Regions from separate parts of the Mus musculus genome. Here region 1 is linked to region 2. Evidence: chromatin loops called from intact Hi-C (ENCODE). Cell type or tissue: heart. All regions are shown on one strand. Links, peaks and the distances in the headings refer to the core of each region. The heading gives the core; the rest is flanking DNA.

Region 1 (2,911 bases), core at 139-2,638, 160 kb after region 2:
TCTCTTCAGTCTGACCTTGAATGGATGGAGGCTGGCTGTTAAATACTATTTATCTACAAATACTATACTTTTGTTTGAACATTTTTTTTCTCTTGGGAAAAAAAAAAAAGTACTTCTAAAACAAAATGCCTGTCTCCTAAGCAGCATCTAATTATTTCACAACCCATTTTCTGGACTCTGATCTTTAAATGGGTATAAAACAGCAAACTGTGCTGAGAAACGTATTATTTTGCCTGTGCTATAATTTTGTGTGAAATAAAAGTATTTACAAAGATGAAGTCCGAAACTTTAGACTTAACGAGTTTTTAAGATCACATGCATTTTCCACCTAGTTTTATTATGGACTCATTTTTTTTTTTTTTTTCATCTTCCAATTTCACTAAGTACTAAAGAAGCCACGTGGTTCTATAAAAACTAGGGTCAGGTGGATTATAGCAAAAAAAAAAAAAAATCATCACCAAGAATTTACCTGCTGACACAGCACCGGTAATTGTCAAAATATATTCTTCCTCTCTCATAGGCTATAGGTGACTTGGAATGAGTTGTCCAAACATTCTTAAATTTAGTACTCTCCTGAAAGACACAAAGAATTTCAGTTTAGGAAAGAACTCAGTCCCCTGCTATGGAACCATTTTCGGTGGGTAGTTGAAATCTACAGTTTTAAAGTACATTGTTTCTCCTTTTTTTTTTTTTTTTTTCTCCCTCTGCCCATAGATGTCGGTTTAGTTGGATGCCCAAGTTTTGAATCGATTGTTTGCAGGAAGGCAAAAGAAGCTTTTTAAAAACTACGCCAGGCGGCGGACCTGAGTACCTATTTTCTAATACCCTAATTGCGGGACACGGATGCCCCTCCCCACGTAAGACCCTCAAAGGGGTATCAGAGCGCGTAAAAAACTGCAGCCCGGCAGGAGGTTGGACCCCGGGCACCCCGACTTCGGCGGGCGTCACCTGGCACACCAGCGCCCGCAGGATGCCCAGGTTCGTCCTCTGCACCACGCCTGCGTCGCGTGCATAGAAGCCCAGAGCCCGGCGACTCAGCCTGCGGCACACATTGGCCTTCCGGGTCCGGCCCATGGAGACTAGGGGTCCGCAGGGCCCAGGAGGGGCGCGCCCCTCACTTCCGCGAGGGGTGGCAGCCGCCACCTGCGAACCTCAAAGGAAGGCTGACGCGGGACCCCGCGCTGGGGACTCGGGGCAGAGATCAAGAGGTAGCGACACACGGATTTGACGCAAAGGAACAGAATCAACGGCGCCTTCCTGGCCCTTCTTTCTGCTCTCGGGATTAACGCTGCACCTCGCGGCCCTCCGTATCCACTCCCTCTCCCGGAAATGTAGTCCCCTTGGCCTTTTCCGCCCCTATGGCTTCTTTTTCAGAACTACAATTCCCGTCAGGCAGAGCGAGGGCTGGCCTGGCCCCGCCCCACCCCTCCCTGCCCCTAGCCCGCCTCTCCTGGCCCTAATAGGCTGCGCCGTAGGGCTGCGCAGTGGGTCGGGTAGCCTTCCGGGCTGCACGCGGTAAACCTGGATAGCTTTGGTGGGTGCTGTGCAGCCACCTGGTGGTGTCGCTTCACCTGTGTGTCCCAGGAAGCAGTCCCTTTCTGCCCTGGTCGTGGGACGACTGCCAACCCCTCCTTTGGCCCTGCAAGGCTCTGGCCACGCGTCCAGAGGGGCGTTGTGGCCAGTGGGACCCTCCAAAGGTACGCCCCGTGGCTTTCCCTCAGCCGCACTTGGGACGTTGTGGATGAGGTTGACTTCAACATTTAGTTGTGTAACCACTATGCTTTTGTATGGTAATTAGTGGTGAAAGTTGCTGTTTTTCCCATCAAAGTAGGATTGAATTTCTCCTTCCCAAAGGCTCGTCCTTGTGTGGCCAGCGGGGACCCTGACTGGTTTTGTGGTAATTGCTGTGTTTTCTTCCTCCTTCCATTTTTCCCCCTTATAGGGAATAAAATATGAAATGTTTGCATTCTTATTGAACTGCCTAAGATAATCCAGGTTGACTTCTCTAAGTAAAAAATAACATTCTCTGTGAACTAGCTCAGCCTGCGTGTTCAAAATTACTAACATACTAAAAATTTCCGTAACTGTATACCAAATGCGACCCGTAACCTCATTGTAAACCCCTTTAGTGTGGTGTCTGCATCTCCCACATAGACTTAATAGACTTGGCATGCCACTCCGTGATCTTAAGTGCTTAAAGAAAAAGTCAGTAAGCACACCAGCTTTCTGATCGACAGAAGTACAGTACAGGATGGATGTGCTGGATCAAACGTTAGCCGTTTCATTTTGTTGTTTTAAATGGAAAACTCTTATACCCTTGATGCATTTCCTTCGGGGTCTGGCTTTTTTGTTTGTTTGTTTGGTTGTTTTGTTGGAGGTTTTTTTTTTCCCCCCCTGATATTTCATGACCTGCTTATAGCATACGGTGGAGTGAGTGCTTTGTATATTTTTAGAAAGCTCCACAATAGTTAATTTGGTCATTCATGAATGCAGCTGTCACTGAAATGCTGGAACCCAGAAAAATATAGCTGGATTTTCTTTGGCTGAAGCGAAATGCAAATCATTGCTGAATTGCACTCATCATTTCCTTTTTGTCTTTCTTGTCGCAGCTCTTGTCTTTCTGTGCTCTCCCACCATGGCTGAGCTTTGGTTTCTGTGCTTGTTTTTCACATGACTTCTAAGATGCCACTATGCTCCACTATTACCACAAAAACAGTAGCAAGTAGTGGGCATATTGTGATCATACCTTCCGCGCATTCACTTTAACATATTAAGTCCCAACAACTGGATGCAGACCACCCATTCAGACATGAGGGCCATGCCCCTCACTTGCTGCTCTACTGTAATGGCGCTGTCTTTCTTGGTTTGGACCAAAGTCCCCCCAGTTTCTCCCAGGTCTGAATGCTTAACC
Region 2 (2,911 bases), core at 131-2,630:
AGCCAGGACCTTGTTACCTTCTCTACATTACTGGTTCAACCTTTGTCAGTGTCTCTCTCCATACAACTGCAGGATTAAATGCTTTTGATTAAGGAAACTGGGTTAATAACCTCTTGAAAAGTCTAGGAATCTCTTAGGATCACAATAAAGTTGGATTAAGGGCAAATTTGGTAAGGAGGAAAAATTCATCTATGAAAATGAAAAACATTCTTCTATGTAAATGAAAAAGGGAGAATTCTTGGTAGCGTACTTCAGAAAGACAGGACAGTGGGCAAAAACTAGTGAGCAAGTAACAGGAAATCCCTTTAATATACACTTTTTTTTCCATTTTTTATTAGGTATTTAGCTCATTTACATTTCCAATGCTATACCAAAAGTCCCCCATACCCACCCACCCCCACTCCCCTACCCACCCACTCCCCCTTTTTGGCCCTGGCGTTCCCCTGTACTGGGGCATACAATGTTTGCGTATCCAATGGGCCTCTCTTTCCAGTGATGGCCGACTAGGCCATCTTTTGATACATATGCAGCTAGAATATACACTCTTATATATACTCCCAACCAAGTCATTTGAACAAACTCGCAAAGCAAAGCTCGTGTTTCTTCACCCACTCTTTTCAGGTCTCTAAAAAGCTTCATACTGTAAGGGCTGTTGAAGAAAGTTTCCATACACATCACTCTGTATGATTTTTTTTTGTATTATGTATGATAAATAATACATATTATTTTCTGTTTAGGACCAATTGTCAACAATATACCAATACTGCCTGGAATCTAGTTTGAAGAAATACTTCTTCCTTCAACTCTAACTATTTTGTCCCGCTGAAGCACGGGCGATCAGTTAGCTCCCTCATTATCAGACAGGTCAGGGCCTCTGCTCCGTGACTGACAGGTTCATTTTCTTAAAACTCCGGAAAAAGGAAAGTGTCTAGAATGATGTTTACAATCACAGTGTTCAGAGACCTCCAACACACACGCTAGGTGCCTGGTCATTGCTACTGACCCAAGTAGTAGTGATCTTTATTAATAAAAACCAAGCAAAGCTTAAGGAATTACTTTCTCCCTAGGCTTAAGGCCAAGAGGGTGCGGTCCGGGCTGGGGTGTGTCCGAGGTCCACCAGACGGGTGCAGGACAAATCCCGAGGGTCCAGGCCGCCTGCGGAGGGTCCCGAAGGGTTGCCAAGGGCCCTGGTGGCCTCCCCAGGCCGCTTTGAGTCACCCGGGCCGGCGCTGTCAGAATATCGGCCGGGCGGCCCTACGAGCTCCAAAGCGGCCATCAGAGGCAAAAGGGACTTGAAGGAAGCGCGGCCGACCGACCTGTCAGGTGGCGGAGTGGAGATCGCTTTCTCTGGCCGGTAACTTCCCGGGAACGTCCCTCTCCAACTGTCGCCGCCGCAGATCCGCGGCGTCCCAAGCACACAAAGAGGGATGGGCGGCGGCCGCTACGGCGAGAGCCGAGGGACAAATGGCTGCGCCGAGACGCGGTCTCACACAGAATCAGAGTCTTTGCCGCCCAGCGCAGAGGGGCGGCCTCTCCGTGACTTACCTTTTGTAAAACAGAATCTCCCGGTTGAAACAGATACACCGGCCCGGGGCCCGAAGCGTTTCCGCTTTGGCAAAAGCTGGACAACCACACCTCACATCCTGGGGCGGAGCCCTCAATACCTCCAGAGAACTTCAAGTCCCGGCAACCAGGCGCCCTGCCTGGGCGAGCGAAGCTCTGTGGGAGTTGTGGTCCCACTAGAGGCAAGGAATGCTGGGATATGTAGTCAGTCTTAGCTTTCCTGTCCCCAGCACCAAGGCCATCTTTCTGCCCTTAAAATGCTAATGAGAACATTCCAGAGTTTGTATTGAAGGTGTTTTCTTCCGTGGAACAATGATTACAATGCAGCATGTGCTGCTTAAGGTCTGTGGCCCAACATTAACAAAATCTTAAGTCCTGTTTTTCCATAATGAACCTGAGAAAAGGGCATTTTAAGAAGTTTATTTATAGGCATGTGCTCGTAGATTGATTTGCAGGGGCCATGGATTATTGAGGATTCTTGTAGCATGTGACACAAGATCAAAAATAAACATATATTGGGGCTGGAGAGATGGCTCAACTGTTAAGAGCACTGGCTGCTCTTCCAGAGGTCCTGAGTTCAATTCCCAGCGACCACATTGGTGACTCACAACCATCTGTAATGAGATCTGATGCCCTCTTCTGGTGTGTCTGAAGATAGCTACAGTGTTCTTGTATAAATAAAATAAATAAATCTTTAAATAAAAATATATTAATTTAAGCAGGGCATGGTGGCGCACGCCTTTAATCCCAGCACTCCGGAGACAGTGGCAGAGGCAGGCGGATTTCTTAGTTCAAGGCCAGCCTGGTCTACAAAGTGAGTTCCAGGACAACCAGGGCTATACAGAGAAACCCTGTCTCTAAAAACAAAACAAAACAAAACAAAACAAAAAAATAATTAGCATAAAAATAATTTCTAGTATTTTATAACAGAATAGTTTCCTCCAAAAAGTGTGTTTGGTAAGAAAGCATTTTATACTATTGGATCTGGTTAGATTTTTAATATAAAGAAAATAATTGAAATAAGAATTTACCAGAAGTGCATGGGCTGATGCATGTGGCTTGAAGAATTTATTTGAATAATCTGAAGCATTATTTGCCAAGTATTAAAGCGTTATTTGCTAAATATTAAAGGTAATACCAAAGCATTACTTTCTTATCTTCTAGAAAACTGACAGGAAGAACATTGTTTAAGTTTAATATTGATCTCAAATTTGAAGCTTTAAAATTTCAAAGAGCGTTTAGTTATGCAGACTTTGTTTCCTTCTTTCCAAATAGTTTTTGTTTAGTCACTTGAAAATTGTTATGAGTAGCCATTCATCATGTACCAGGAATGGAGCTGCACACTCTC

What was found. Hi-C counts contacts between places; a loop is a spot of excess contacts. Peaks named below come from ENCODE experiments on the same cell type or tissue, not always from the same donor. Only the 100,000 strongest peaks of a DNase experiment are listed, where the experiment ranks them.
Region 1: a loop joins it to region 2, with 2.6 times the contacts of the local background. A loop is called at or near these places in 4 of 42 quality-filtered maps.

What each region holds. Positions count from the first base shown.
Region 1 is chr2:71,054,157-71,057,067 of GRCm38, reverse strand. Mettl8 (methyltransferase like 8) reads left to right here and starts at 1,462. Exons shown (of 10, transcript NM_145524.3): 1 at 1,462-1,697. It overlaps Dcaf17 (DDB1 and CUL4 associated factor 17), which reads right to left and starts at 1,324. Exons shown (of 14, transcript NM_001165980.1): 1 at 949-1,324; 2 at 470-573. The coding sequence starts at 1,074. In heart, for the core only: CTCF peaks have their summits at 606, 806 and 1,539 (motif pointing left); a DNase peak (open chromatin) is centred at 1,427; H3K4me3 peaks cover 2,003 bases; H3K27ac peaks cover 1,706 bases.
Region 2 is chr2:71,210,480-71,213,390 of GRCm38, reverse strand. It overlaps Dync1i2 (dynein cytoplasmic 1 intermediate chain 2), which reads right to left and starts at 1,445. Exons shown (of 16, transcript NM_010064.4): 1 at 1,317-1,445. In heart, for the core only: no CTCF peak of the experiment used is centred there; a DNase peak (open chromatin) is centred at 1,690; H3K4me3 peaks cover 1,558 bases; H3K27ac peaks cover 1,568 bases.